Linked DNA regions of Homo sapiens: regions 2 and 3 are each linked to region 1. A link is a loop called in an ENCODE intact Hi-C map of the cell type or tissue named here. Cell type or tissue: heart left ventricle. All regions are shown on one strand. Each heading gives the region's core, and the rest is flanking DNA. Links, peaks and the distances in the headings are about the cores only. Region 1 has its middle 42 kb from the start of ETS1. Region 2 overlaps ETS1 (ETS proto-oncogene 1, transcription factor). Region 3 overlaps ETS1 (ETS proto-oncogene 1, transcription factor).

What was found. Peaks named below come from ENCODE experiments on the same cell type or tissue, not always from the same donor. Only the 100,000 strongest peaks of a DNase experiment are listed, where the experiment ranks them.
Region 2: a loop joins it to region 1, with 4 times the contacts of the local background. A loop is called at or near these places in 30 of 110 quality-filtered maps.
Region 3: a loop joins it to region 1, with 7 times the contacts of the local background. A loop is called at or near these places in 42 of 110 quality-filtered maps.

Annotation. Positions count from the first base shown.
Region 1 is chr11:128,624,361-128,634,664 of GRCh38, reverse strand. No RefSeq gene overlaps it. Among named protein-coding and RNA genes, the nearest start is that of ETS1, 42 kb to the right of the region's middle. RefSeq lists an enhancer at 6,182-6,391, a silencer at 10,225-10,274 and a cis regulatory region at 9,616-10,304. In heart left ventricle, for the core only: a CTCF peak has its summit at 4,098 (motif pointing right); a DNase peak (open chromatin) is centred at 4,094.
Region 2 is chr11:128,478,606-128,488,909 of GRCh38, reverse strand. ETS1 (ETS proto-oncogene 1, transcription factor) reads left to right here. Exons shown (of 10, transcript NM_001143820.2): 6 at 2,764-2,841; 7 at 3,839-4,087; 8 at 8,459-8,719. Among named protein-coding and RNA genes, the nearest start is that of MIR6090, 39 kb to the left of the region's middle. RefSeq lists enhancers at 5,363-5,432, 5,803-5,852, 6,033-6,112. In heart left ventricle, for the core only: a CTCF peak has its summit at 4,544 (motif pointing left); no DNase peak of the experiment used is centred there; H3K4me3 peaks cover 228 bases; H3K27ac peaks cover 960 bases.
Region 3 is chr11:128,549,806-128,560,109 of GRCh38, reverse strand. ETS1 (ETS proto-oncogene 1, transcription factor) reads left to right here. Exons shown (of 10, transcript NM_001143820.2): 3 at 3,675-3,819. Among named protein-coding and RNA genes, the nearest start is that of ETS1-AS1, 29 kb to the right of the region's middle. RefSeq lists enhancers at 6,817-6,926, 6,937-7,196, 7,407-7,496, 7,609-7,678, 8,560-9,101 and a cis regulatory region at 6,705-7,205. In heart left ventricle, for the core only: a CTCF peak has its summit at 4,328 (motif pointing left); a DNase peak (open chromatin) is centred at 4,319; H3K27ac peaks cover 325 bases.

The DNA.
Region 1 (10,304 bases), core at 3,073-5,572:
TTAGTTTTCTTATGAGTAAGACTGATCTTTGATCTCACAGGTACCTCTGATCCCCTGGTCTCCCCACTTCCTTCTTTTCCCCCCTATGGCTGATCATCTGGACCACACTCCATCAACATTACCCTTGGCTGTCTTGGGTCATGACCATTCTTCACTAGATTCTATGGATTATAAGGGCAGAGTTTGTATTGCTTTTTTCCACCCTTCATATTCAGAGTAGTGCATTGCAAAAACAATAAATATTTGTCAACTGAATAAATTTCACACACATCCAATGAATTCCCAAGCCTGGCTCAATGCTACAAGTCATTGCTTTTGATCTTACACCTTGAGAAGCAGAATAGGGATAAAACAAATCACACAACCATGCTGACTTAAAAAAAAAAAACTGTAGTTTTTTAAAAACTACAACTTTACAACTAAAATTCATCGTCTTTTAACTCAGCTAGAATTCAGAGCTTCTCACCAACTCTTTCACTTGTTCTAGGTCAGCTTTTTCTTCCATGACCCTTACTACCTAGTTCACACCTCTACCCCCTCACTTCAAGCTTTCTTTTACTATTTCAGTCCCCGTTCTAACAATCTTTTAATTCCCATTTCATGAAAAAAAGTGAGACTATCAGGAATTGTGTTTTCCATGTGTCTACTTGGCTCCTGACACACTTTTAAAAACACTGTTCTGCACCTATACTGACCTCTTAACTCCTAATAAGTGGCCACTCTATCTGTTCCCAGCCTGGCAAGAAGCTTTGAGGCTAAACCCCTTCAGGACATCAGGGAGCCCCATTTTCTGCTCCTTCCCAGAAAGAGAGCTGTCACTGGGCAGCCAGGATTATGACGAAGCCAGGGATGGGGACCCGGGGAGGCGGCCTGTGACCTGACTTGGAGCACCTGCATGGTAACAGGAGCTTTTGAGGCCATCTACTTTCCTTCACTGAGCTTGTGGGAGAAGACAGGGTGTTCACGAGGCTGACATCAGTGATGTTCCAGGCTTCAGGTTATCCCCGGGGATCTGGAGGTAGAGGTTTTCAGGACAATGGTGCTGCTTTCTCGACAAGCAGAGCAACCCTCTGTTTGGTTCTTTTTGCCAAATAGACTTTCACTCCTCTCCCGTGGACCCAGGCTGCCCAGAGCATAGGAGGCAAGGCCCAGAGCCCGGGGAAGCCCCCAGGGCTTATTGCAGGGCCAGAGACTTGCCAGAGCCTGCTGTGGCCAGGCCCCACTTGAGCTGGGACTTGGGCTTCTGATTCCATTGGGTCTCATACAGACCTTTGTTTTATGGATATTTAAAAATCACAGAAATGCTAAAGGTCAGGCCTGGGACCCTTGTGACTTCTTTACTGGCCCAGTGGTCACCTCTTCCATCACAAAGGTCACTGAGTGTGGCTGGGCTGATGTGATTTACCTACCTTAAAAACCTTATGTACTATGAAGGAGAATTTAGTAATGCCTTTTTTCCTAACCTTCTTGTTTTTTTGATTTTTTTTAATCTTCTCCACCCCTGTTTTGTTACAAAACACCTCTGAGTCGGATTCTAGTCTCCCCGGAAGTCCTGGGTGGTAGAGGCTTTTCTTTGTGGTGATTATGGGCTCTCAATTAGAAATTAAGAGAGGCCTCCATAGCCAGCCCCTTTGGTCATAAAGCCATCATCTTGTCCTCTGGAAAGAGGTGATAAATGACACTCAAACAGAAGACTAGCTCTGCGGGAGACCCCGGCCCTGTGACTCTTTCTGTGTCATCTCAACCTCAGGCCAGGTGTGCACATCCCGCAGGAGCTCCAGTCACCCTTGTGAATGATCCTCATTCTCTGAAAACCAAAGAGCCTGCACATGGCTAATAGGACAAGCTGCAACTCCCCCAGAGGACTCACAAGGCCCTTTCTAGCCTGGCTCCCCACTTCCCACCTCATGCCTCTCCTGGTCCCTGGGAGTCCCCACCCCAGGCCTCTGTGCTCTGTACCCTCTTGTCTGCATTGCTCCAGAGCAGCTCAAATAACTCCCCTCTGGGAGAGTCCTCGGTGTGACCCTCTGCCCCACATTATAGGCATGTGCTCTCGGCGCTGTTCTGCAGCTGGCTCTGGGTAGCTGATGGAAAAGGGTCACCACCTGCTCATCCGTGTGCCCAGCAGCTCCCAGCACCATGCCTGATGCCAGATGGGAGCCTGGGAAGAGCTTGCTGAATAATGAAGGGGCCCTAGGTGTGCATGTGAAGGTCTGAGCAGTGCCTGGACTTGTCAGAGGCTAGAGGGGTCTGCCCAGGCCCAGGGTGGGTTTGGGTGTCTGCCTCTTTCCCGGCATCTTTTGGGAGATGCAGCGGTTGGCTGCATTGCACCACCAGTATTTGGGCAGAAGGGGTCTCTGTAGGTGCAGAACACAAGTTCTCAAGGCTGCTACAGTTGAAGGAAGCTACTTTGTAGTTGAATAGATTCAGACTTCTTGAAAACCCAGCTCATGCTCATTAACTGCTATCCTGGGAGGCACTCAGGACCTTTAGTTTCTTGAAAGCAATGCCCCCCTGCATTTGGCCTCCCATTGGAAGATATGTTTCAAGATCCCTCTCCACACAGAAGACAGTTTCTTGCCCCTCTCCTCGCATCCCAAAACTCACCTGTCCTTTTCTTTAAAATATTGTATGCAAAGGAGTTTCTCCTTGTATTTGTTTCTCCTTGCATTTGTAACAGATGTAATTGGGAAGTGATTCCTGAACTAACTTTTTCTCCTATTGTTACAGGTTAATGTCAACAATCAGAATACTAATATAGTAAGAGTTAATTAATTTTTTGGATTCATACATAATTTTTAAGTAATATGCCAACTGTCCAAATACTATGTACTGGTTTTCTTGCCTATTAATTTGATGCTTCCTTTTCATATAATTTTTCCCCATAATGAGATATCACCTTACAATAGTGAGGATGGCTGTTATCAAAAGAACAAAAGATAAAAAGTGTTGGTGAGGATGTGGAGAAATTCGAACTCTGGCGCAGATGGTGGGAATGTAAAATGGTATAGCCGCTATGGAAAACAGTAGGGAGGTTCCTCAAAAAGAGGAAAACAGAACTAATATAGGATCCAGCCATTCCACTTTTAGGTATTTATCCAAAAGAATTGAAATCATGATCTTGGAGAAATATTAACATGCTCATGTTCATTGTAGCACTGTCAAGATGAGCTAAGATGTGGAAACAACCTAAATGTTCATCAATGGGCGAATAAAGAAAATGGGTAGATACAGACAGTGGAATATTACTCGGCCTTAAAAAAAAATGAAAATCGTGCCATATGTGACAACATGGATGGACCTGAAGGACAGTATGCAAAGGGAAATAAGCCAGTCACACGAGCATTAACTGATTTTCCTACATGCAGTAAGCATCCTCTTAGTCATCTCTTCTTACTGATTCCCTGCCTCTATGGTAGCTTTTATTAAGGTGGTCGACCAAGAATGGGAATAATTATGGCTATTATTTGTTGGGCATTTATTCTGTGCCAGTCCAGGGCTATGTGGTTGACATTTCTCTTTCTAGTCCTCACGGTGGTCCCACCTGGTAAGTATGGGCATCAGTGTGACATGTGGCGGTGAGTCCAGGCTCCGGACTGCACCACATGCGTTCAGCCCTGTTTTTTTCAGTTAGCAGCTGTGAAGGCTTCTGACTCACTCCAGGCCCTAGTTTTCTTATTTGTACAAAGTGGGTACTAATAGCACACAAACTAGAGGGTTTTAGCAAGAACTAAATGAGCTAACACATGCTAAACACTTAGGACAAAGCCTGCACATAGTAAGCAATTAAAAAAATCACTTTGTATTCTACATTATACAGAAAGAGAAAGTGAGTTAGAGAGATTAAGTAACTTGTCTGTGCTGGAATTCAATCCAAGGCCTTTGACCTGTTTTATGCCAAAGCTCAATCTCTTCTCAACTATGTGGGAACATGCAGAAATAGCTTGTTGTTGTCAGAACTGGGTTTTGAATGCAGCTATTGGGTTTTGCCACACGCTAACCTGCCTTTGGGCCTAGATGGTGGTTTGTCTTGGCTGGTCGGATACGGAGGGCTGGAGGTTCCTCATTTTATCCTCTTTTACTGTACCCCTCTACGTTGGCCTTCAGGGGGCGCCATTGAGCTGTATTCGCTAGGTTCCAGGAGGAAGGACCTCAGTACAATTTGAAATTACACATGATGAAAAGAAAAACTCAAAGGCCGAAATCCAAACTGCTAAGACTTTTGTCTTTATGAAAAAACAGTTCCTGAAAAACAAAATTCCTCCCCTGGAAGAATGAGAGGACTTTTCAGAAGTCAAGGTTATTGCAATGTTTTTTTTTTTTTTTTTTTCTGTGCTCAACATATCTGTACTTAAAAAAAAAAAACAACAAACAAAAACTATAAAGTTACTTCAAAATAGAACAAAACAAAAAAGCACCAAAGACACTGAAATACAAAAACTTTGGAGACCGGAGATAATTTTCAGAACCTGCAACCTTAACCTTGTCAGGGAAGGTGTTCTAAAACCTGTCTCTCCATCCACAGAATAAAACAAATGTTTAACTCTGGTTAATGCTAACAAGGATCTAACACATCAGAGAGCATGGAAGCCCTGGAAAATAATTGCGACCAATTTTCCTTTGCTGATTTGCCAAATCTGAGGTTCCAGACGGCATGACTTCCCTGGAAGCATTCAACAGGAAAGCCCACCTGTCTCCATGGCCAGCCTTAGCCCACCTGGGGCCTTGCCACACCTACTATCTGACCTCTGGCCTAATCCCAATGCCAGCCTGTGAAGCCAGCTTCTATGTGGAACCAGTGCTCTTGGAGAATTGTCAAAGCCCTATGATGACCCTTTGTCCACAAATGGTGTACAGTCTGATCATTCTTTGTCTCTCTCTCTCCTCTCAGGCATACATTAAGTGTGGGAGAGAGCTATCCTGCTCAAAAGAGAGTGCTCCCCATTCTGACACATCTGGAAATCATCTGGCAAATGTCTTCTGACCGTCTCTGAGTGAAAAAGCCTTCGAGTGCATCAGCCCATTTCAGCTCCACAACTTTCTCTTGTGATCATCCCTGTTTTACAGGATATGGAGGGGTAAGGTGACTTCAGTGTCACCTAGCTCCTGGAGTCGCTATGTCGAGGTTCTGGCTCTTTTGATTTAAGTCCAGGAGTCTATAAATGACCAGATCTTCCACTTTTGCTGAGCAGAACCTGAGGCTGAAGCTAAAATTCACACAGCTTCATCCTTCATTGGCTGTCTCTCCTCACCTTTGCAGGGCTTCCTGGGGCTGTCCTGATAAGAGAACCTTTGCTATGATCCCCTCAAATCCCTCCCTTTGGCAAAATGATTAGGGCCTATCTGATGGAATGTGAGGTACACTCAGAAGTCCCCTCCAATCTCCCGCAGGGTCCCCGATTTTGATCTTAGCCTTCCTGGCTTCATGCTCACCACTACCTGCTGCAGCCCTGGCCAGAATCCTTCCATTCTGTAGAATGCAAACACCTTCAGAAGGGGATGGCTACTTTCATCCCTAAGGTCTTACTGTGATCTGGTTTAGAACTCTTTTCTTTGCGGAAGGGGGAAAACTAGGAGTAGGAAGCAAAAGGAGAAGGGTCAGGAAGTGCTAAGGGGAAGGGATGGGGTGCTGCCTTTCCATGTGGCTGACGGCCGAACTTGGTTCTGGGTGCATGGGTTCTGAAAGCACCCTCGATGACACAAAGTGTGTTTAAATACAGGGTGTCCTGATGTGGGATGCAAAACAACACCCACCCTCTCCCCCGGCCTACCCTCATAAGCCGAATATTAATTTTACACTCCACAAACACTTTGATGGCATCAATGCGGTATAACAGTACATTCTGTTTTCTGCCATGCAGTGTGGGTGATCACTCAGTGCTCTTCGGTAGTGATGAAAGAATCAGACTCCACTGCAGAAAACACCTCATTCTATTCTCAGAAGGTCAGTCATGAGAAATGGAGCTTTCTTTAAAACAGGCTTACAGAAAACAAAAACACGAACTTTTTAGCTTATTAACGAAAAAGCTCTCCATCTGCTTTTTTTTTTGTTGTTGTTAATAAACAGATATAGTTAATAGTTTACGGATTTTAGCTGTGGTTTTTCCTTTTTCGTTTGTTTGTGAAATGTTTTTGCTTTTCAGTTTTAAGAAGAAATTTCACACCTCCCTCTGAATTTCTCATGACTTTGACTGCTGAGCTAAACTTGCCATTCTTGTACCCCGTGCTGTGCTGATAAGAGAATCTTTGCTCTGTAACCCTCAAACACAAATATCTCCCAAATGTGGAGACATTTCAGGATCTCTCCACAAATACAATCTTTAAGACTTACACTTTGGCAAATCTTCAAGCCCCAAACACCTTGCCACTCCATCAGTGGCCCTAATTCAGAGTGTATACCTCTCTGAAGGCCACCGGGGTGTGATCACGTGGGAGACATCTGAGCAATCTCCAGGGTCACTGGGCAACCCCAGACACACACAACCTGCCCAGAGGGGCCTGGTGTATTTCTTTCTCAGGCGGCAGCTGGATTCTAACTTACTGCAAACAGGTCACATTCAGTGACTTGACGCACAGATGGGACATGGCAATGTCAAGCAGCACTCTTTCTTCATCGCTGTCCCTATTTCTTCCCTCAGTGTTTCAGCCAGGGTGGTCCTGATAAGAACTCTGTGGGCAACCAAGTTCAGCTCCTGAGCTCATTTAGGGTAGATGTGGAAGGAGCTAGGTGAGGAAGGAGGAGAGCAGGCTCTGGAAGGGCGTGGCAGCCTCCCTGTCATTCTTTCTCTCTCCTCCCCTTTTCCTCCCTACTGTCCTTACATGAACGGTTTTCCTGGGTTTATCCTCTTCTCCTATAGGTGATAAAATCTCCCCCACCTCTCACAACACCTCCAATAAGGACAAAGGAGGGCTGGCATGCTCCTTCTGGTGGTCATTTGTTGCAGGACACCAGTATAGACTGTCACCCAAGTAGCAAGAAGAGAGGGGTCTCTTTTGATTTCTGGGGCGAGCCTGGCACTGATCTGGCTGGCTTACATGACTCAGCCAGGCTCAAGCTCCCCCGTGTCCCATGGCGGGAGGGTGTTTGCAGCTGTGAGTAGGTCCAGTCACAGTGACCCCAGCAGCGCCAGGTCAGGGTGGGCGGTGGGGCAGCGGGCGGGGGCGGGGGGCCTGGCAAGCCCCAGTTTCTGCTGTTGCATCTGCTGGATTCAAGCCTTGGCAACCAACTCCACCCGCTTAACAACAATTCATGGCATCTCATTACTCTTTCCTTTTCACTTTAGTTAGTAACTGGGTTCAGCCCAGGAAACTCTGGCTTCCAATCCTTGAGTGTTTTGACTTGGGGACCGTAAACTGTCTGATTTCTTGGACAAACATAATCTTGAGGAACTTTTCTCTTTACACAATGGCTAGGCTCTGTGAATGTCATGGCTCCCCATTCAGGCCTTGGTAGATTTTTTTCCCCCTTCCTACAGACGTCAAACTACTTAAAATAAATATTCCCTTTGGTTTTCGGGGCTCTTTCCTTTGGATTACTCACCTTTATCTTGGATTGGACGGCAGCTGGAAGGCAGAGATAGGGTTCATGGTGACTCTTGCACAGAGGCGGAGGAATCGCCTAGGCCAGGGAACCCAACCTAGGATTTAGTTTTTAGTGATTCTGGGGCTCACCTTTGACGTTGAAGATTTCACTGTTTTTGCCATATGGTGCCATTTATCCATGTGTGACTTTCCTATTTGGAGTGACTGCTAATCGTCTCCTTGCTCCAACTTCCCCTCCTCTGTGTCCCCTACCCAGCCACCATAGTTCTTTCCAAAGCAAATATGGTCATGTCTCCCCACCTCCTGCTACTGGGAACCTCTGAGGCCTCAGAGATAAAGTCTCATTTCTCAGTCAGGCAAACCGAGCCCTTCATGGTATGGCCCCTCTTACCTTCCCAGTCTCTTTCCCGCACACTTCCCTAGGCGGCCCCTGCTTCAGCCCCCCTCCAAACGCAGGGTGTTGGCTTATGATGTGTGAGTCCTTCTGCCTAACATTTCTCTTCCTTCCTTGTCAGAGTCCAACTTATCCATAAAGACCCATTTCAGATGGTACTGTGTGAGGCCTTCCTATACAGAAAGCGTCCCTCCATCCTTCCTCTGTGTAATATATATATTAGCAATCACTGCATTATGTTGTGGTTAACAACTTTCCAGCCATCCAAATAGCAGCTAGCTTACTTACTGTTACAATTATTATTTTAGTGCAAATAGACTAATTACCTTAATTCTTTTTCTTCTCCTTTTTTGTCCTCCCTTTTCTCATTCGTTTTGGTGGCTAGTATTATTTTTGCAAGCTTTGCTGAACCTGGTATTGTGCCTGGCATTCTAGAAAAAAAAAAACAGTTTTACATGCTGACTTTTGCCCTATCAAATATCTGCAATGCCTAGATGCAGACCAGGCATTTTGTGTCTGCTGCTATCTCATTTAAATAACACACACACTCTGTGAGCTAGATGTTTCGTTTTTTTAATTTTCACATGAGAAAAACCAAGGCTTAGCGAGTTTAAATACATTTTTCAAGGTTAGCAGTGGCATAATTTAGACTCAGGTCTCTCTGATCCCAGATCCTGTGCTGGGTTGGACTACCCCACAGAACTGCACAGGGAGTCTGTGTGTGGGAGCCGGGCCAGAAGGACTGTGCCCCAGCAGCATACTGTGAGGGTTGACCTTTCTGTGCCTTCATGCTCTGTTTGTGGGATGGAAATGGAAACCTTAACTTACAGTCCTTGGGATGGTTGCTAAGGGCAACAGGTTTGTATGAAAGCACCTGCAATTGTTAGACAGAACAAAAAAGTAAGATGACTGGGTCTTTTCCACCCTTCTCCAGTCTTATTCCTATCCCACCCTCAAATTTATAGTGCTTTCCTAGTCAGAGAGATTCACCCCTGGAGAAAGTCAGCTGCAGTTAGATTGATTGCTAGGTAAAAACCAAGGGTTTCATATCTCTAAATGGGGTGCAAGAGCAAGTGGGTCTGGTGGACTTAGGTGTGGGAATGTCAGAAACCGCGTGGAGACCAGGTCACACTGAGTGTAGGTTGGGGAAAGCTTGTAAACAGAGCGTCCGAGGAAAAGAGAAGTTGGTGGGGGAGGAACGTGACTGCCAGGCAGCATTCTCTGGGCTGAGGCAAGCCAAGGTCCAGGCACAGGGGTGTTGAGTGAGCACCCTAAGTGTCGGGATCCTGGTGACAGGCGCATTCTCTGTAACACCCAGCATCACCGAGTGTGGGCCCTCCTGCCCTCTGGGATCCTGTCCTTTATTCCTTTCTTTTCATCCAGACCTAGGATCCACTGGAATTGATCTGTCAGTGCGTGTTTATTAAAGCATCTACTGGGTACAGGACACCGAGAAGATACAGAATTGTAAAACTCTGATCGTGGGCCTTATTCATAAGAAGCTTGGCTGGAAAAACGTAGATAATAGATTCCTACATTGACTCACTCTTTTAGCCATTATTTATTGGATGCTTTCTTGTGTTTCAAGGTAAAATGGAGGAACACCAGTGAACAAACAACACGCTGGGGTGTGGTAGTTGTTGCTATTCAGAAAAAGAACACCTGCGGGGGGGAAAAGGGTGAGTGGAGGAGGGGATCTGTGAGCTGTTTGATGTAGAGTGGTTGCCGAGCCGGGGGCACCCCTGATGCAAAGTCAGAGCCAAGCTCACAACTTTATTGCTGCCCATGGTGGTGGCAACCTCACTCTCGTTATTGAAACAGGACACGTGGTCTAATTGCTGGCTTTTATTGACTGAGGTATTTGAAACTTGGTCTTACTTAAAAAATTCAGTGTGGGTTGTTGCCCTACTGAGCTGATTGTGCACCTTAGTTCTATGGTCCCTGCAATGAGCTGCTGCCCTCTGTGAGTTCCCTTCTGGTGATTAAATGGGGGGAGTAAGTGCAAGAAGGCCGGCAACAGGCAGTAGCAGCTAGTATGTCTTCCTGATTCTCAGTCACCTTCTTTTAGCACTGTTTTTTGGTTTCCTGCTGAAAAAAGACAACTGAAGCCAGTCACCCTGCAAGTTCACCGGTGCCTGTCACCTCTCTCTCAGGCCCGGGAGCCCCGCCCCTGCATTGGCATCCCCCCACCCCACCCCCCAACCCCGCTGCCCGCTCTCCTAGGCACGCGGCCTGCCTGGTTGTGAAACTTCTTGTTTGGGGAGTAATCCTATCTCGCCCTATCTGCCCCAGTTATGCTGAAGTCAAGCGAGGACTGTTTTGTCAAAGCCGACCGGTGCCCAGAACCCATCTCTGAGTTGCTACCCAC
Region 2 (10,304 bases), core at 3,464-5,963, 150 kb after region 1:
ACTGCCTTGATGCATGCCCCATAATACCTCATCACATCCCGGGAAAGCTTAGCGTCTGAGACCGTATTAATAAGACAGATTTCTCTGCCCACTAACTGAATTGGAATTGCAGTAGTGCATCATACCTTTTACATCTGGAGCAGGAACTGGGGTTATATCAGGACGCTATGTTGCAACCTTATAATGACATGGCCTCCCCTAACAGCCTCTTCCAACCTTTTTGGACCAAGTGACTCATGTACCACAGTCCTGGCTGAGTATAGAAACAGCAGCAGGCGGCAAACTTGGGTGTTTTTGTGCTTATTTTTTTGAATTTTTTCTTAAAATAAATTGCAGTTACCAGCAGTCAGCAGTGCCCTTCAGCTGACTGTAAGCCTAGAAGCCCATTGCCCTCTCTAACCCAGGCCCATCCTTTCCCTGTGGTCATCAGCTCTAACCCTTGGCACAGACGCTGGGGGAGGGGAGCAAAACTCAGGATTAGCACTTTTACCCCGCATTATACCTTCCTTTGGTTAAGAATATATTCCATTCTGCAGTGCTCAAGAGAGACCCAAACTAGATTTCTCTGTGCTCAAAAATGTTATCTTTATTCCTTCTTTTCACTTTCTGTTGAAAAATAAGACATAAAGGAATACAGGAAAGAACTAGGTGAGTCTTTCTGTGGCTGCTTTTACCGAGGATGGCAGGCAGTTGCAAAGCACCGGCATGTTCTCCATGCACAGACACCCACTCATAGGTGTTGACATGAGCGACCTGTTTATAGAGGGAAACGATACGGCAGGCTCCTAACAGATCTGATTTGACTGTTGACTTCTAAACACAATAGCAGATTCAATCAGACTGTGTAACCCAGTATATTCTACTAAGAGGCTGTTTTCCTCCATTTATCAAAATGGAGCTGCTAGGTGTTTTGGGCTATCTAAGCCCATCTCTGATTGTAGTTACAATTAATATCTCTATCATGTCTCCCTGTTTCCAAAGTGCTTTCAAATACATTTTCTCTTTGGATTATCAAAATAACTGTGAGATAGTAAGGACAAGTCCTATTATTGTCCTTGTCTGTAAAATGAAGCTCAGGGTAGGCGATTTCTTCAGTATCACTCATCTCCTTTTCTTCATTTTATTTCAACTTTCAGTATATTTTTATTTTATTTTATTTTATTTATTTTTTGAGACAGAGTCTTGCTCTGTCACCCAGGCTGGAGTGCAGTCGCGCGATGTCGGCTCACTGCAACCTTCGCCTCCTAGGTTCAAGCGATTCTCCTGCCTCACCCTCCTGAGTAGCTGGGACTACAGGCGCATGCCACCATGCCTAGCTAATTTTTGTATTTTTAGTAGAGTCAGGGCTTCACCGTGTTGGCCAGGATGGTCTTGATCCCTTGACCTCGTGATCTGCCCACCTTGGCCTCCCAAAACACTGGGATTACAGGCGTGAGCCACCGCGCCTGCCCTCAATATATTTTTATTTAACTTAAAATTTAACATCCCATCCTGTGCTTTTTGTATAATAATGTGGATTCACAGGGGCCTTCTGGCCGCTAAGACTGGTTTGGCCTCACTTAGGGTAAAGGAATAATGTAAGAAAATTTAAGAGAATTAGGATATAAGTCAGTATGTTTGAGAGCAAAAGTCATATCTTCCCACCCAATATTCTGTTGAGAGAGGCAGAAAGAATTCTCCCTCTTCAGGTTCAGTTACTTGAAGAGATGAGCATGATGTTTGTGCTGAGGCTACAGCTTTTGTTCTGTAATTAAAGCAACACAGCAGCAAAAGAACATAGCTGTTTGGGGTGGGGTGGAAGGTGAAAGGTACGGGGATGTTTCAATCTGATAAACTGCTAAAGCAAAGTTTAATCATTTTATCTCAACTGGGAACTGTTTTTCTGTGCAGGCATAAACTTGTTTTCCCATCAGACTTTGCTCCTAACAAGCTATCAAATACCTGAGGAAAAACCCAAACCCATACTCTATGTCAGATTCTTATGGTGAAATATAATCAGACTACTCCATACAAGAATCGGAGCCATGGCATTTGTTCCAGGGTAATTAGAGGATCCCAGGCTTACTGCAGGGTCGTTCAGAGCTTTCTGTCCGCAGGTGCACTTCGTCTCCCTTCCTCTCCTTTTCCTAGGGGAGTTGGCATCTGGGCAGGAGCTTGACTGGGTTGCTCTTCTCTCCCTTGACACAAGCGCAGTCGCATTTCACCAAATGGAGTCACCTTACCAGTGTCCTGCTTCTTGTCTGGGCCTGAACTTGAAACCTGAGGGCAATGGGAAAAATACAAAACAAAAACCAGACATCTGTTAGAGGAAATGGAGAACGTAAAATCTATGGCCTAAAGACTGCAATATATTTTTGAGAAATTTTGAAATTGATTAGTTTGGGGGTTGGGGATTGATCCTGCTAACCTGGGATGTACTCAAGCCTTTGGCTATAGTGTGGTCGACATACACGCAGCACGAATGCATTGAGAATGAATGCTGAATGCCTTCTGAGCCCTTAGAGATTACTCATGGATTCTCTTTCCAAGATACTAAATCCCATTTTGCAGCTACTGAAATAATAACCTTAGTCATATTTTTTTGATCTCATCTTTAGACAAGGCCACAGTCAGGACAGACTCAGATACCAACCCAGTTAATGAGTATGCAGATTTCTTAGAAAAGGGGTTGAGATCATTGTGGTCTTTGCATCCAAGATCCTTTTAGGCCAAGCATGACTTGAATATTGACCTCTTTGTTCCTTCCCTATCTGTTCATTACAGAGGATGTGAAACCATATCAAGTTAATGGAGTCAACCCAGCCTATCCAGAATCCCGCTATACCTCGGATTACTTCATTAGTAAGTTCATTTCTACCCCTCTTCTCTCATGATAATAGCAAACTAGGAAAAGACCCCTATCTCAGTGAATCTCAGGCTCCTTCATGGTAATTCTATCAAAAATAATATCTTCTTAGATGTAGACTCTTCTTTGTTACTTTATTTTATTATTTTCCACAAAGCACAAAGTTTCAACCTATATATATGTTTCATTAACCTACCAAGTTCCTACACACTAGGATCCTTCTCTGATGTCTTCACCTGAAAGTCATGCAGAGAGACTGCAACTAGACCCCTAAACTTTTGTTCCTATTTGATACTGTGCACTACGATGGCCAAAAGAGGGTTGGGTTAGGGATTTGATCTTGGTCTTTGTTCTTTCCTTTTTACTAGTGGAGATAACAGCATTTCCTCCAAAATCCTTCTTTAAGAGTGTGCTATGCAGCTTCAAATTCTATTATAGGAAATACAGTCTTCTCCTTTTTCGTGTAAGATACCCAACCATACTGAAGAGATGGCCTGAGGGAAACAATGAATGTAGGCCTGTTGCACTAATGTAAGCTCTGAGATATAGGACCATCTTATCTGATGGCTGTGCTTTTACAGGGAATATGAAACAGGTTTTATTTTTTTCGTTTTATCTTTTTACGTTATTACAATTTTTATTCCAGTGACACAATGATATTAACTACTCTGTGTCAAGAGCTTATTGTGTGGGGAATGTTGGTGGGCATTTGACCTCTATCCTCATTTCATCTTCATCACAGTGCTCCGGGAAAAATCGCAATCACCCCCATTTTAGAGATGAGGATATGAAGTCAGGAAATCAATTACCTTGTCAAGGGCTAAAGCTGTTTAGTAGTGGACAAGGTTAAAAATGCAAGCTTTTCTGATTTAAAGTATTTTCCCTTATTCTCTAAGGAGCTTGTCCCACATCATAGGGCCCTGTAGATGGTGAAAACTGCTTATTTTAGGTACAAATCTCTCCTCTCTTTACTTGCAAACCCTTTGTTTCCAGGCTATGGTATTGAGCATGCCCAGTGTGTTCCACCATCGGAGTTCTCAGAGCCCAGCTTCATCACAGAGTCCTATCAGACGCTCCATCCCATCAGCTCGGAAGAGCTCCTCTCCCTCAAGTATGAGAATGACTACCCCTCGGTCATTCTCCGAGACCCTCTCCAGACAGACACCTTGCAGAATGACTACTTTGCTATCAAACAAGAAGTCGTCACCCCAGACAACATGTGCATGGGGAGGACCAGTCGTGGTAGGTCATATTTCTTCTCTAAAAGCTCTTGGGTTTACAAGAATTACCTGACTTTGTGAGTTTTTTTCAGGTTCCATTTTTTTTTTCTTATTTATTAGACCTGTAGATTCCTCAGTTTCAGCCTTCCCATCTTAGAGTGTCCAGATACTAAGAACTTTCCATCGTGGTGTTTTAGCCAAGTCCATTATTATGACAAAGGCCATGGGGTCCACAGTGAAATCAAAATCAGGCAATCTAAGAAATTAAATATCTTACTTGGGCAAAATGTTTTACTCAATAACTCTAGTTGAATTTGGTCATTTTGAAAGGTATGCTCTATTTTCCTTGAGGAGGACATAATCAAGTAAAAATGGTTCAAGTGGCCACCCTGGAAAACCCTTAAGCTTAGCATGTGTCCTGGTGCTCCTCCCAGAGGACTCCTGGGTCTGACTGTAGATCCTAGCTGGGTACCTGGAATGACCTCTGCTGGCCAGCCTGGGATCTTTAGCCTCCTGTGACTTTTTCGGTTTGGGAAGATACAAGATGGTTAACCAACGGTTTATTTGGAACCAGTCATCAGCAGTGTGGTGAAGTGTGTATTTAGCTAGAGGACCAGGGACGGAGGTGGCCAGGGGTTTCCAAAAGAAGGTAGTTTTGTTAACGTGACTATTATAATAGTGATAAAATATTCACTGTCAGGGAAGAAAGTGTTTAAAAATAGAGCTGGGTGACATAAAGCAAAAAAGGTAAAATGCACCCAATTTTTAGGAACAGGACATAAACACTCAGAGGTACAGCCTACCTAGTAAAGTGTCCAGATTGTTTTGTTTCTGAGAAAAATGCAATCTATTGTAAGAAAGGGTTTGTCTATTTAGCAAGAGCTAGATGATTTCTAAAAAGGTGAAAAACCTGACTTTTCTGGTGGGTAAATGGGAAAGAATTATAAATGGGAAGAGGAACAGGAGAAAGCTGATCAAGCGGGGCTTGGGTCAGATGTCAGGCTGGGGCTGGCCTATTAGTGATTTCTGCTCAATGACTGACCATATGCGGTGCCTATTGTGAGGCTCTTGGAGGAGAGCCCAATGGTACCTTTACTTTGAAGAATCATGGGTCATGCCCATTGTCGTCTTCTTCGAGTATTCAGACTCACACTTCCTCCTAGCAGGCCTAGGGATCACCAACAAGCCCTGCAGAGGGAAAGTCCCTGCAAAATCAGAACCCCTAATCTTCCTTCTTAAGGCCCCAGGGTGTTAGTGTTTCAGACCGAAGGGGATGGGTGGGACCAGTCGGCCTTCCCCTTTCTGGCTCTTTTTTATTTTTGGGTGCATGTCTATTTAAATACATACACACAAGTGTGTGTACATGTGTTTCTTTTTTATCAGGCGAGTCAAAGCATTAAAACGACTTTCTTCCTTGTGGGACTTTCTGTACATCTACACAGTGAGGCCAAGCCTGTGGGTTTGGGCTCAGCCATGTTGTAACTTTGGGTCGATCTCCTGTCACATTGTTTTGAAATTGCATCTGGCTTTGCATTTGTGTAATTGTCTCTTTCCCTCTCCTTTTCTTCATTCTTGGTTTTGGTCCCTACCACCCCTCCAACCCCAAACTAATGACTGTGGACCAAAAGTGACCCTTACAAGGAGACATGAGGTATTTCTTTCTGGCTCCACTCTTCTTCCCTCCCTCCAAGTTCAGGCCACAGAAACTTGAGGGGAAGACCATTTTGTGCAGGGCTGTTTTCTGCATGTTAGAAGTGCTGCAAACAGGGCCTATGCAAAGGGCCAATTGATTCTGAGATGCTGTGATTGGTCTAGACCGAAAGCATTACTGTTAGCTGATTGTTATTTATACTAACCATAGTACAGTATTCACGGGCTGCATTACAGCGTACAGAGTGCTTCTATGCCCCACTTATTTGGGCCCTAAGGACTGTCTTTGTACGAGTCTACTCAGTGGGTGGCTGGGTGCTGCCGCATCTTCTGTTTTGAGTGCTCTGAGGTCTGTTTGGTGGACTCAGATAGCTTTGGAAGGAGCTCGCCGAGGCCCTTCTCAGAAAGGCTGGCTAGTGGACAGTTTAGAGAACACAGGTTTCCCTACATGAGCGCAGCAGCATAACTGAGTATCTAATCCAGTTGGATTCTACCCATTTTTGGAGAAAATACCCGTAAATGAAGGTTCCCAGCACCAGGGTTGTGAAATCGAGCTAAAATGAAAGCTGCCTACCGCTGTAAACCACAACTCTCAACAGGGTTGCATTTGCCTCATGTTTGGGGGGTTGCCAGAGACTGGTTCTGGCTTGGTTTAGTCCCCTTGCTTAGTGGGACTCCTTGGAAACTCTACTATCTTGCTTGTGAAAATTCTGATGTCCTTTTTCTCCAAGTATAAAATTGGCTGATAGAAATGGAATCATTTCAGAGAGACTTTAGCATAAATACTATCGACTTGGTGCGGTGTTGATGAAAATATAAATTCTCCTTCTTAGGCTTTTGGTATGTTTGTCTCAAAGAGAAAATAAGTGACCATGAAGATCAGTAGCTGGTATGAACAAATACCTTTTTATGAGACGCCACAGAATTTCCTGTTCTGCTAAAACAAGGCTTTGACATTCTGGTTGTAGGCTGTTTTCTTAAATCATTTAGTGTGAATTTCTTGAAAGAAAATTAAATGATCTCTAAAAAGGTGAAAAAGATGACTTTTCTGGTGGGTAAATGGGAAAGAATTTTTAAGAATTATAAAGAAATATATATTCATTTTTAGTAAGAATGAAGAGGTGCCCTTTTGCTAGTGGACTGGGTGGGCAGGGCTGATAACTCCATGAAGCTCTTCAGTTTGCTTTCCAGAGATTACCCTCCTCTGAATGGATGAGTGGAGGAAGGAATGAGATGAAACGGATGACACCACCTTTCTGTTTAAAGCAGTTCCAGAGGGGGTCAGGATGTAGAGAAAACCCACAGCAGTGGATTTTACAAAAAGTACACACTCAACCGAATACATTTTATCCGGATCTTTAAACAATGTTGGGAGCAACATATTTTCCTATATATTTAATTTAGGTTTGGGCATCTGTTCATGTTTGATGTTTATTGTTTTAACCAATCTCCGCTGTCATGGAGGGAAAAATACACTGGAGGCACACTAATATGAAGTTGTATAAGTCAGCCTTATTCTGGGATTTGAAATTTATAGATCAACCACCCCTGAACAATTAAGAGTTGACTTACGGATATTTCTCCGTAAACATTTGTCACATCCCTTTGCCTTTTGGCCTGTGCTGAATTGAGGTGACCATCTAGTCTCCTATGATTTAACTTAGGTTACTTGAAAAGTATCTGAAAGTTGCATATAAAAACCATTCCTGCGAGCCTTTTTCGCTCTTAGATTCATTTGTTTTCCTCCAAAACTATTTTTTTTTTTTTTTTGCTAGCCTCCTTTTTAGTGGCATTTTTGCCAATGGAAATTTCTCCAGGAGCTATTGTGCAATCATAGCAGCTGTTTATAACCTGGTTTGGGAAATTAATGAACTTGCATGATCTTGTGGTCAGTTAAGAATGCCTTAAGCAACTCACACAGTAAAGGATTTCTGACACTGCTGTGGACCTTAACTCTTTAATAAACCTTTTAAATATTGCCTACACTTTTCCAATGAAGTTTAAATTTCAAGTACATAATTTTACTTGGAGAGGATAAAGAATATGGTTTTCTGTTTAGAAGAGTGATAGTGTGTGTGATTTTAAAAAATCTCTTGGGAAAAGCATCTTACACCATCTTACTCTATTTGAAAAGGCATAGGGTCAGTACATGTATTTCATATTAAAATAGTATTTGGGAAAAATGCTAAAAAATAGCACTTAGTTCCAAGGTCAAAACAGGCTAATCTGCTCTTAGTCTAATGGGATTCTTTTTTCTTATGACCAAAATGTTTTCCAAACTGGGCCTTTTGAAGTCATCTCATTGGCTTGAGCTGGAGTGGGGAATTCAGCCTGACATTGCTCTGATTTCTTCATTTATTCATTGGGCCTACGACATCAGCCAGAAATCATATCATAACATGTGTGATCCTCAGCTTCTAGATTTCTGGCTTTAGAACTCTTGAGGACCCAAACGCTACTCCGACAGATGTGAGCAACGTTTGACTCTGAATCTCTGTACTTGGAGTTCTCAAACCAGGCAGCAGAGTGGCCGTGGACCCTCGGATGGTGGCCTAGTGCAGCCCCTTTCCTCAGAGTAAACCCATGACCCCTGAAGCTTCTGTTCCCACTCGCCTCTCCCTTCTTCCGTCCTTCCTGCAGATCTGATTAGCAATCTGTCCTCCATAAGAGGGTTTTTACAGTTTTTTTTTTTTCCCACTCCCTCCTCCCCCTGTCCTCTTCCTACCTCCTCCTTTACCTCCAGGTAAACTCGGGGGCCAGGACTCTTTTGAAAGCATAGAGAGCTACGATAGTTGTGATCGCCTCACCCAGTCCTGGAGCAGCCAGTCATCTTTCAACAGCCTGCAGCGTGTTCCCTCCTATGACAGCTTCGACTCAGAGGACTATCCGGCTGCCCTGCCCAACCACAAGCCCAAGGGCACCTTCAAGGACTATGTGCGGGACCGTGCTGACCTCAATAAGGACAAGCCTGTCATTCCTGCTGCTGCCCTAGCTGGCTACACAGGTAGGCGCCCTCCCGCTGCTTAGGCCAACTCCATCTGCACGTTTCTGTGGGTGGGGTCCTGGAAGGCACTCTGCACCTCTGACCAGAGACGACGAGAGACTCCCTTTTGCAGGGCACGGGGGAGAAGTCTCTCTAAGAATTCTTTAGTCTCTCTCCAGCCACTCTGCTTGTGAATAGCCATTGATTTTTGGAAGCAAATAGTATCATTCTCTTCAAAGGGATCATTTCCAAGAATGGTAGGAAACTTACATTTTGGGTGTTTTTCCATGTCTGGGGGAAGGGAACTATAATGATCTGGTGTTCCTGGAAACTCTATCTAGTGGCCTGGCATCAGGGGATTTTTCCTGGTCTGCTCTTGGGAGGTCTTTCTAAATACAAAATCAGCAGCAGCATCTCTCAAAGGCACAACTGAATGGCCTCCGCACTGGACTCTTCTGCAGCACGGTTCTCCTTAGGCCAGCTGTTCAAATGTGGGAACAGTATCCTCAGTGGCACTACGCCCTGTCCAGATCCATCCTGGCCTATAGAGAATGCCCCTTCTCTTACTCGGCTTTATTATCAGTTTTCTTCCAGGAGCGAAAGCTATAGTTATGATAGTGATGGGTGAAGAAAGGCCATAGAGAAAGGAAGATGTAGGTTGAGAGCTTGAACTTTGATTGAGACTCTGGTAGTAGAGCAAAACAATGCTTTCTTCAAATGGGTTGTAGCATATCATGCTACTTAACCAGAAAAACATGTGGAGAGTATATCTGAGAAATAGCCAAGGAGCATTAATGTGTTAATCATCAGATCTCTCTGTAAGATTGTAGTGTTTTCTAAAAATTAGAAAGTGTGTTGTGAGTAGAGCTTATTTTAAAGTAGCTTTGATTACTCAGATGTGGTCTAGGCCTTTATTCTCTTATAATTCTCTCCACCCTGGATATGTTTTCATGTAGGGACCCTTTGTGTGGATGATGACAAACAGCAAGATCTGTGTTTCTATTGAGGTGTCTCTCTGATCCTTAGAGTATGCTGAATCCTTATTTTTGCATTCAGGGAAGCCTTAGGTCTTTTATGAAGAAAACCAGTGACCTTTGAGAACAACTCAAATGCTTGAAAACTTACTCCTCCTTCAAAGATCAGGAGTATCTCTCTTATATTGCATTCCATGTAGCTCCTAGTGCAGTTCATTGCATGAGTAGTGCTCAGGAATTATGTCTACATGTTGGAGTAGCAACAAGGTCAAGGCCAGGAATGGAACTTAAAGGTCCTTACTTTATTCTTTCTACAATACCCTGGTGGTCTTTGCTTGAACATGGCTAGCATGTAGGAACTTAGTACTTTTCAAGGGAGTCCTTTCCCATCTTTGAAAGGAGATTATTAGGAAGTATATCCATTTCCATTAAAAACGTCTGGGATGAGGAAAAGTGTATTAAGTCACTCTCAGGAAGTACAAGAGTGCCAGCTCATGCAGTTATACCTGTTAGGGGTTAAAGAACTAGACTGCAGTTGAATATAGTGATAAAGGAAGGGAGATGTGCTGCTTAATTGGGAAGAGAAAGGAAAGGCAGAGGTAGCTCTAAAATGACTTTGTGGCCTTGGGAGG
Region 3 (10,304 bases), core at 3,032-5,531, 75 kb after region 1:
GACCATCTCTGATGCAGAGTGCCAGGGGGCACTGAACAGATGTGTGATGTTTGTTAGGTCCTTTCGGCAATCACCTGTGGGATGGGTGAGTGAGAACCTGTCAGATGGTTTTCTTAAACATGTGGCAGAGATGGGGAGTGTTGCTTGCATCTTGTTGACTCATCTCCAGTTGCAGCCAAGAAAGGAAGATGCCAATGAAGAGGCCCAATAAGCAGGGACCTGTTTGGTGTGGTGATCTTTTCAAGCAATGAGGTGGGGGCTGGGCTGCCCAGATTTCTGACCTGTTAATAACCTGCTTTTTTTCTCCTCAACTGAGGCAGTTTCATAATGAATTGGAACTGGTGATGTTGTTCTCTTGAGTAAAAATATCATTTTCATACTCTATGAAATAGTTATTAAGTCAGTTCATGAAATGTCTAATAAACAGGCAGGTGTCTAGATAACAAAACCATGAAAGGCTTCTCAGGAGCATCCCCTGGTAAAGATTCTCGTGGTTAATGGTAGTTTTTGTACATTATTGCCTTCTCATTCTTAAAAATAGGATCCAGTGGCTCCACGGAGGACAGTTACAGAGGAACTATGCCTTAAAAATATACAGAGGGTTTCATTTATAAAATAAAAAACGTGTTGACCAAGAGCCCAGCTGTGGGCAGAAGAGACTCCAGGAAAAAAACCAACCACATAAAATCAAGCTGATTCTGTGCATGGTTGTTACTCAAAGCCTGTGAGTTGACCTACAATATGGCTACCCTGTTATCACCCAGGTGTGGACCCACATTATTTTGTGCCCTACCTACTTACCGATTATCTACCTTCTCTGTCCTCTGCACATTGTTCCCAGGTCACTTTTCTTCATCCCCTCTTTGCCAATGTCACCTTGCCTTCAAGTGGCTTTTCTTTAGCAGACAAAACCCAAACTTTTAAATCCGAATTCAGGTTCTTAGGTTCCCACCACCCTAGCAGGGCCTGTAACAAACTACCTGTCTACCTACTTAAAAGAACCAACTACCTACTACCACTTTACGAGGATCTTTTGTTTTTGGCAAACCATGCATGCTGTCCCAAAAGAAGACAGATGTGGGTAACTTAGAATTCTTCACAGCATTTAGAATCAAAATTTTCTCACTCAAGACCCTATTCCTACAACTCTGATACTTGACATTAAATTTTGAAAAAAGGCTCTAAAGGAATATGAAAAAGATGAGGATGATATTGAGAGCACAAGGCTTGATTTATAAGACTAGGAAGTGTGTTTTGAACTGATTCAGTTTCAAAGTTTTGTTAAAGACCTGCTTATTGTTGGGAATCCAAAAGAAGTATTTAATGTAGCTGCTTCAGGAGCATATAGCATTAAATAACATTCCAGCAAAATGGTTTGAAGCCAAAAGTAAGGAAACATTTTCTTTTCTTTTCTCTCTCTCTCTCTTTTTTTTTTTTTTTTTTTTTTTTTTTTTTTTTTTGGGATGGATATTGCTCTGTCACCCAGGCTGGAGTGCAGTGGCACGGTCTCGATCTCGGCTCACTGCAAACTCCACCTCCCAGGTTCAAGCGATTCTCCTGCCTCAGTCTCCCTAGTAGCTGGGATTACAGGCGCCCACCACCACGCCTGGCTAATTTTTGTATTTTTAGTAGAGACAGGGTTTCACCATGTTGTCCAGGCTGGTCTCGAACTCCTGACCTCAGGTGATTCACCCTCCTCGGCCTCCCGAAGTGCTGGGATGACAGGCGTGAGCCACCGCGCCCGGCCAGGAAACATTTTCTGACTGATGCTCAGTAGTGTATTCTTGCTGATGGTTCCCCTGTCTCTTGGCCCCACACACATATAGGTGGCAAATCTGCCATTGTACATTTTCACAGTGCTCATCAAGGCCCCTGGCAACAGCAGGCTAAGGATGTTAGCCTTCGATGCAACACAACTGGTGACATTTCCACTGAGTCCCACTTACATCCTCAGTACCTTTAATGCAGTTGGAAGATAAACAGCCCCAAAGTAAACTTCATCCAGCTCTAATTTGAATGATTTTATGAATATTATAGAACACCAGGTCCAATATCATGTGCATGGAACCTTCTTCTGCCTTTTGGGTTCATTGTCATTTTTCTCTGTGTCAATATATTCTCTTCTGTTATTTTTACTGATCTTAAGTGAATGGGCCATTGCAAATTGGGAAAGGGAGCAGATAGTGGGCAACTGAATCTAACATAGTAGTACTGAATTCTTGTATGCTCAGAAGAAGAGAAGACGTAAGTTCTCCAGTTGGAGAATCTTTCTGGGAGTTGCAAGCTAGTCTTCAGGGGTGAGAATACCATCTTATGAGCTACCTTTATTGAGACCTTAATGTCAATAGATTTAACCATATTAAATTCTAGCAGAGTTTGGTTTCCTTAGTTGGGGTTTTTATGAAGGTGCAGGGACCCAAGAGAGTAATAATAAAAAAGAAAAAAAGAAAGTTGAGGATGGGCCAGTGTCGATTAGAATCCTGGTCTCAGGAAATCTTCTTTCTGTGAATTTGCTACTTTTCCTTTTGTGTCTTAGTTTTTAACCTATGTGGCCATTTCCAGGAATGTTAAGGATCTCTTAAATTAAAATAATGCCTAACTTATATTGAAGACCAGGCCTCACATACTTATCACATGCATTTCATACAATATATAGTTTTATTAAATGCAATTTTATATTTTAATTTGCTTTATATACAATTTTCTCATACATTATTTCATTCAATCGTCCTACTTCATGAAGTAAGTATTATTACTTTCACTTTATTTTTAGAGGTTGGGTCTTGCTATGTTGCCCTGACTGAGCCTCAAACTCTTGGGCTCAAGTGATCCTCTTGCCTTAGCCTCCCGAGTAGCTAGAGCTATATGTACATGTTTCCAGTTTCTATTATTTTCATTTTACAATTGCATGAACTAAGGTTTGGATTAAGGAACAGGCCCAGGCTCCATGTTGGTAAGTGATAGAGCTGGGATTTGAATTATGTATACCTGGCTTCAAAGCCTAGGGTTTTAAACACAGCAAAACATGACCTTCCACACAGCACATCTGTCTTCCTTAGAGAGTACTATGTAGATTGGGATTGTATATTTTATGGAGTTCATAAAATTACTAAGAGTGTGGCACAAGTCTTCGAAAATTGGGGCAAATGGACAATTTCTGCCTAGCAACCAATGTATTTAAAGCCTATACACACTGATTAACCAAAAAATGAGGTGAATTTTATTACATAGGTCCATTTTTTTTTCCTTTGGCATGTATCATTTACTTGTTGTATGATTGTGGAGTAAGCCTTGTAAGAATATCCTTTCATGACGTTTTTACAGAGTAAGGTACCATTAAAAATAAGCCAGGAGTGTATAAATTCAAGATGGTCAGCATTCGGCCCTGCTGTTAACCATGGGTTCTTATTTGAAGGCCAGAAAAGGTAGTCCTTAAACACTTGAAGAAATGGAGGAAGATAAATTCATACATAGTCTGAGTCAGAAATTCTTCTCGTTCCCTGCGTCTTTATGTGGGGGGATAAGGGAAGAAAACAAGAGTTGGCTCTGTTCTGTCATCATCTATAGATGATTCTTACTTACATGTGATTGGATAATATGAAGTCATAGTTCTTTAGGGCTAAACAACAGAGATTTTCCTCCTAATATATTTTCTTCTATTTTTTCTTGCACAGAGGCAAGGACCTAGCAACACTTATGAAGATCCTCGAATGAACTGTGGTTTCCAGTCCAATTATCACCAGCAAAGACCTTGCTACCCCTTTTGGGATGAGATGGCAACTCAGGAAGTTCCTACTGGTCTTGAACACTGTGTCTCAGGTAGGAACATAAACAAAAGCTGGGAATGAGGATAGAGTTGAAGGACAATGGAAATGTGATGAGGGCTGCATTCTTTCAAATAACAGCTGCCATGGCTTATGCGGGTACAGATGCTATTGTTCTTGAATGGAAAGTCCCGGGCCTTCTCCATAAATTTTGGGTTACTTTATTCCCCGACAGGAAGTCTAAACTCTAGGAATGGGCCCAAGAAAGGTTGCTTTAGGTCTTCACCTTGCAAATAGTTTTGCCTATCCTGCATTTCCTGACACCCGTTTTGGCTGTTGTCAGAGAGCCTAGAAGTTTTGCAGTCACAGAGTCTGAGCTGGATAAACAGAGGTGTGTGAATTGCTCGGCCTTCTTAGAGAACATGCTTTCTTTCGATGATCATCTGTTTCCATTGTTCCTGGCCTCTCTGTCCATGCCCACCTGGATCCCAATTCTTTTTCCTCTGTCTCTCTCTCCCTTCTCTCCTTCCACTTGCTGGTGGCAGTGCTGCCCTCTGGTGAGTGGGAGTCTCCTCCAGAGAACTCTCAAATCAATGGATCTGCATTCCCAGGGACCTCAGGAATCTGAAGTCCTCATCTCCATGCTGTTTTCAGGAGACACTCTGTTTCTCACAAATTCCACTAGTTCTTGGTTTACCAGCTAGTGTTTTTTTTTTGTTTGTTTTGTTTTGTTTTTAAACAAAAACCATTAAATTTGAATTTGGGAATTTTGAAATGATCAATTCAGATATTAAGTTCACTTTCACATGAGACCATGTTATGATAACATATTTGAATACCAAATAGCTAGTCAAAATCTGTGTTTTCTCCCAGGATGAATTCTTAGCATAAAAATGTCATTACTCTTACATGTTGGGAAAATGTAATTCTGGGGAAAGACCTGGGCAGGGCATGGCAGGGGGAGTCACTAACTTGAAGGCTACTTTTTGGTTCAGTGTTATTTTACCCCACAACATTCTTTGGTCAATTACTTAAATAACAGTGGAGAAGTAAAATAAATGTTTGCTTTGTTGCCCATGCTTTATTGCTCATCAGGAATAAACAGACGCAGGGCAAGATGCTGTGGCACTCCATGGGCTGTGTGTATGGTGGGTGAGGAGGCATGGGGAGTAGCTTTCCATTTGCCTGGTTTCTCTCCAGGGCAGAATGAAATAGATTCCTGTGTCCCATGTTCCCTTGACTCAATAGCCATTGATCTTTGAGGTATTCTTTGGCACTGTCCTGGATTGTAGACATAATAATATTTATGCTGTCACTTTCTGCTTGGTATCTCAGTTCTTCTAAGCATAAATACAAATGTCTCAGCTACCTATCCATTTCACAAGGGAGCCAGGAGGATTTTGTACCTGCTCACACGTCAGACTTAAGGACTAAAAATTTGAGGACATGAGAAAAGTGATCCTTTAAAATTCTAAACAAAATAGGTTTTGTTTGTATAAGCAAAAGGTCAAAATGGCTGTATTTATATTTGTATAATTCTTGAATCCTATTAATGCCACAAGGCTTAAGTCTTATATCTCCCAATGCAACTGAGATTAAAGCTGCCTTGCTTTAACACTTGCAGCTCTCGATGGTCTCTGCTTGCTACAAGTTACATCTTATTAACATCTGAGGCCTTCTCCATTTGCTCATAGCCTGAAGATCAGAATGTCTCTTCTTCATAGCAAAGAGACATGGCCTTCCTTTTCCTTAAACTGAAGTACATAAACTCCCAAGTGGAGATGATTTTTCATGCTGCTCTTTGTCAAGTTTCTCAAAGGTAAAGATGTTTTTATTTCATGGCCTATGAGACAGTGTCTGGGAAGCATATGAAGAACAGCTTTAAAATGCAAGGACTTATAGCAGGGTAATATCATCTTCTTCTCATAGTTTATAGTTGCAAGAAGGAAGCTGGGGTCACCCCAGCTTTTGGTAGGTTGAGAAGATTGGGGCATATAATAACCATTCCTAGAATGACCTGGGTTGCCATCAACTGCAGCTCAGAGATGGTACACAGCTTCCATCGGGGTGTGGCCTCTACCAGTTGGGGGCAATCTCTTCACAAATGTGATGGTTGTAGTTCCCACTGTCCTATACTCCCTCTGATGGAAATGTTTGGCAAGAACCCTGAGCCTTTCTAGCCCCTCCTTTAACTTTTGAGCTTCCCAGACGAAGGAGTTGGAGGGATTATTTCTGGGCTGTGGTCCAGCTCTCCTCAGCGATGGGTGTTGTTTGGACGGGGATTGTGGGGTTATAGGGAAGGGAGATGAAGACATAGACCAACCAGTGATTTCTCCAGCTGTGGTACATTTCCTTGGAGATGTGTTGAATATAAAGAAAGAGAAAAAATACTCGACATTTTTTTCATCTTCTTTTATCCTATTTATAACTTCAGTTTCCTTCCCGTCCTCCGTCTCATGGCTACTGCCCACCACTGCTCCCCCTTCACGTTCATGCTCTCAGAAGGGATGAATGAACTTCTTTTCCAAGGACTACACATCTGTCAGTGCAGAGAACACTGACAGGAGGGGCCATCAAGGAATGAGCAAGCCTTTTCAGAATGTTGTTCCTATTCACGAAGGGGCAGAGGCTGAGGAGGAGGAGGAGGAGGGTGGCGGGAGTGTGGAGGGAAGGGGAAGAGAGAATCAAGCAGAGAGAAAGTATGAATGAGGGAAAGACTTATCAGGTGAGTGGGAGAGAATACTAAAGCGCCAAGGTCTGTCGGGAATCGATTGGACAAAATAGATGATAAAGCGGGTATGGTGGAAGAAAGAAGAGATGTGTGAAAATGGACAGAAAATAAAGGTGGATATTAGTAGCATGGTAGGGAATAATGGGAAAGGAAGATGAAAGATGAATGGGAAAGGGAAAAAAAGTGGGGAGCCCAGAAAAAGACAAGGCAAGAACAGGAGGGGAAGATAACATGAAAGAGAAAAATAGATGAATCTGAGGACATTAGCTATACAGCTAAAAAGGGAAGCCACATTTGCATGCAATTGCCTGTGCAGCTGTACATTTCTTCACAACAATCTTGTAGTCATCATTTTCTTTCATTTCTACCTCCTCCTACCGTCCGCCTCTTCCCCCTCCTCCCTATCAGCCTGGAGCCATTAGCGAGAGCCAATGGGGCTGAGTGCTGGTGTTCTGCATGAATGAATGGGCCCTTTCTGTCTCAGCTTCTCGTCATCCTTCTGTTAGGGAACCTTGTGAATCAATGGAGCCTCTTACACAAGACACGGCTGAAATGTCTGTTGCTGTTTATAGTCTGACTGGAGTGGAGCCACTGACCCTGCCTCCTCTCTGCTCCCTTCCTCTATTCTGTCCCTCAACCTCAGCCCTTTCTCTCCAACCACCATAACAAGAATCATTTTTACGTTTCAGTTTCTTGCTCCTGTCTCTAAGAGCTCACTGACGTTTTACCGTCATTAACTGTCATGACTGGTTCCTACCCACAGTCCTGTTGGATACACAGGGTAACGGTAGCGAGCCTCAGAGTGGTGCCTAGACCTAGCTGAAGTCAGACACTGCCTGTTTTCCAAAACCGACATCAGAGACCCAGCTGAGCACACAGGACACAAGACCTCGTCCATCCCATCAATGCCAGCGGTCCATATTTGATTTCAACTTCACCCTTATGATGCTCATGAATGGTCATAGTTCATATCAGAAAATACGATGCTTACTTAGCACTCTTCCAAAGTGTTATAGTATCAAATTATTTTTCATTTCAAGGATGGATTTGTCTGAAATCAGCCAAACTTATGGATGTGATGTTGTGAGCAAAGTACACTTTTGCAAAATACTTGCTTAGAGCTGGGAAGCAGCCTGGAGCTAGAGAACATAGGAAACACAACTTACCTTCATGAGGAGGAACCTATAGTCTTATTACCATGGTCTTTGATTGATTTGAGAAACAAGACAATACTTTTTCTTGTAGAATGCAGTTTGCTATGTCTTTGGTCACTGAACACAGTAAAACCTTCACTCAACCACATTCACAGCCTATCTGCCACTTCCCATTCTTCATGAGAAAGGACATCTATTTAGTGTAGTAGGAAAGAACCCAGACGCTGGACCCAGGTTGCTTGTGTTTGCATCAGCTCTTCCGTTATAACTGTGTGACCTTAGACAACTTAATCTTGTAACCCAGTTTCCGGATCTATACCAATGATTCTCCAAGCATGGTCCCCAGACCAGCAGCATCACTATCATCTGAGAACTTGTTAGAAATGCAAAATCTCGAGCCGTACCCCAGACTTATCGAAGCAGAAACTCCCAGGGTACATGAGAATCACTTTAGGGTTTGTTAAGACACTGGTTATGGAGTTCTACCCCCAGGGTTTCTGATTCAGTGATTCTAGGCTAAGGCTCAAAAATTTGCATTTCTAACAAGTTCTCAGGTGCTGCTGATGCTGCTGGTCTAGAGATCACACTTTGAGAACCACTAAGTTAGTATGTGTAAAGCATAAAACAGTGCCGTCACTTAGCAAGCCTGATATGAATATTTGCTATTATGACTCATTGACCCAAAGTGCATTTTGGGAGTCCAAACTGGGTTTCATTGAGTCAGAGAGTGACCCACTGATTGGTTGAACACGTTTGGTGACCAGTGCCATGCCCGGGATACTGAGAAAATACATGGAAAAGGGGAAGCCTCAGTTCTCCTTTAAAACAACTTCTATGCAAGTGTGTGTGTGGGTGTACATTTACATGCTAGAGCAAATGGTTTCCATGTGAAATATTACACTTATTTATGACATAAAGTTTGGCAGTATTAATGTGTGGCTTTGGATCTCACTAAAATCTCTAAAACAAATTTACTAACAAAATGGTGGAACTAAAGAATGTCTTTCCCAAATAAACTTTGGAAGTTCAAGTGGGAGATACGCTGAGATTCCGAGTTCATAGTCCCTCCTGGGGCTTTCTCATATGGCCTAGCGGCTGGGAGAGATCAAACCTGGGCCAGTGTTTGGAAAGGGCTATCCACAACCAGGTGGGATGTCTCAGCAGGAAGCACAGATGCCTCCAATTTGGCTTTTAAGTGTTGAGAGCGCTGAGGGAGTGCCAGAGAGACTTGTTAAATGGAGACTCACCTTGCTCTGAAATGTTTATTCTTATGGCAGGTCTGTGGTTTTACAGAATGGTGTTTCAGACTATCATCTGCTGCACCCCTCTCTTCTTTCCTCATTCAGGGTGTGCTTTTCTTTTCTAAAGGGTGTGTGTCAGGTTCTTTGTTCTTCAGAACAGAACGGTCCTGAGAGTGTGTGTGCTTTAGGGATGTTGTAACATTGGACGATTACAATATTGGACTAATGCTGTCCCTGAGAAAAGGCTGGACGGTTCTTCTTAGAGAAGACTTACAGGGAGTCCAGGCAAAGTGAATTAGAAACACAACTGGGCCACTCCAGTCTCTTTATTTTATTTTATTCTTTCAATTTTCTAGCTCAGTGAGGAACTGTCTATGCTAATGCCCAACTATTTTCTAGGACAAGACTAGGGAATTAAACTCCTGTCTTTAAATAAAGTCCAAACATTAAGGGAGATGGGGAAACATGGACCTTTTTGGATTCTGCCTGGATGGCTGTGCTGTTTGGGAGGAGCAAGCTGTAACCCTACCTGAGGTTCCAGCCTTTCACAGAAGGCCGAGGTTGGGGCCTAGCTGCCCTGACAAGCTACTCCCAGGGGAGAGTACTGAGAGAAGCCTGATGCAGGAACAGCCTTGCCATATATCCCCATCCCATCTCTGAGAGGGCCAGGGAAAGAGGAAGGAAAGCAAGGCCAGCCTAGCCCAAGCAGTCCGCTAGGGAGAGTCCACATGCCTAATATCTCCCGCACACTCGCTCTGTCAGTTTGCTCATCTGATACTGAGATTCTGCAAATGCCTGACCCTATTCTCCATAAGTGGAGGGCATGCCTCTGATCAGCTGTGGACTGAAGTTGCTCCTGCTTCCTACATGGCCTCTTTCTTTTTCCTCCCACCTCCTGCTGCCTTGGTAGCTTTTGAGCTGGTACTATTTCATATTCAGATTACAAGGTCTTTTGGTATACATTTTGAGTATAATTGAAGAGTGTTAAGTCTAAGCAGAGGGTTTGGCCTGGTGTTGTGGGAAGAGCCAGCCTATGCCTCAAGACCCCAGCAGCACATCCCGGTACAGGCCTTCGGCCTTGGCTAAGTCCACTGAGCTTCCCAACCCTCACCTTTCACAGGTGAAATACACTCTTTCCAAAGAGTTCTTGTGTCCACTGCATGAGGGTAGTATAGTTAAAAGGTCGTGGCCTATCGCAGGGGACCAATAAATAAACGCTGCTTTTCTTCTTTTTCCTTTCGCCATGGTGTGAGTGTGGATTTAGGTGAATCGAAGAAACCAGATGCCCACTCACATCTGAGTCCTGCCCACTCTTATCTTGCTCAAGGCTAATGTGCTAGCATCTGCCCACTGTGCCTCATTTCACCAGCCAAAGGAGAGGCCAGCCTGGTGAGGGCCAGAAAGAGCTGCACAC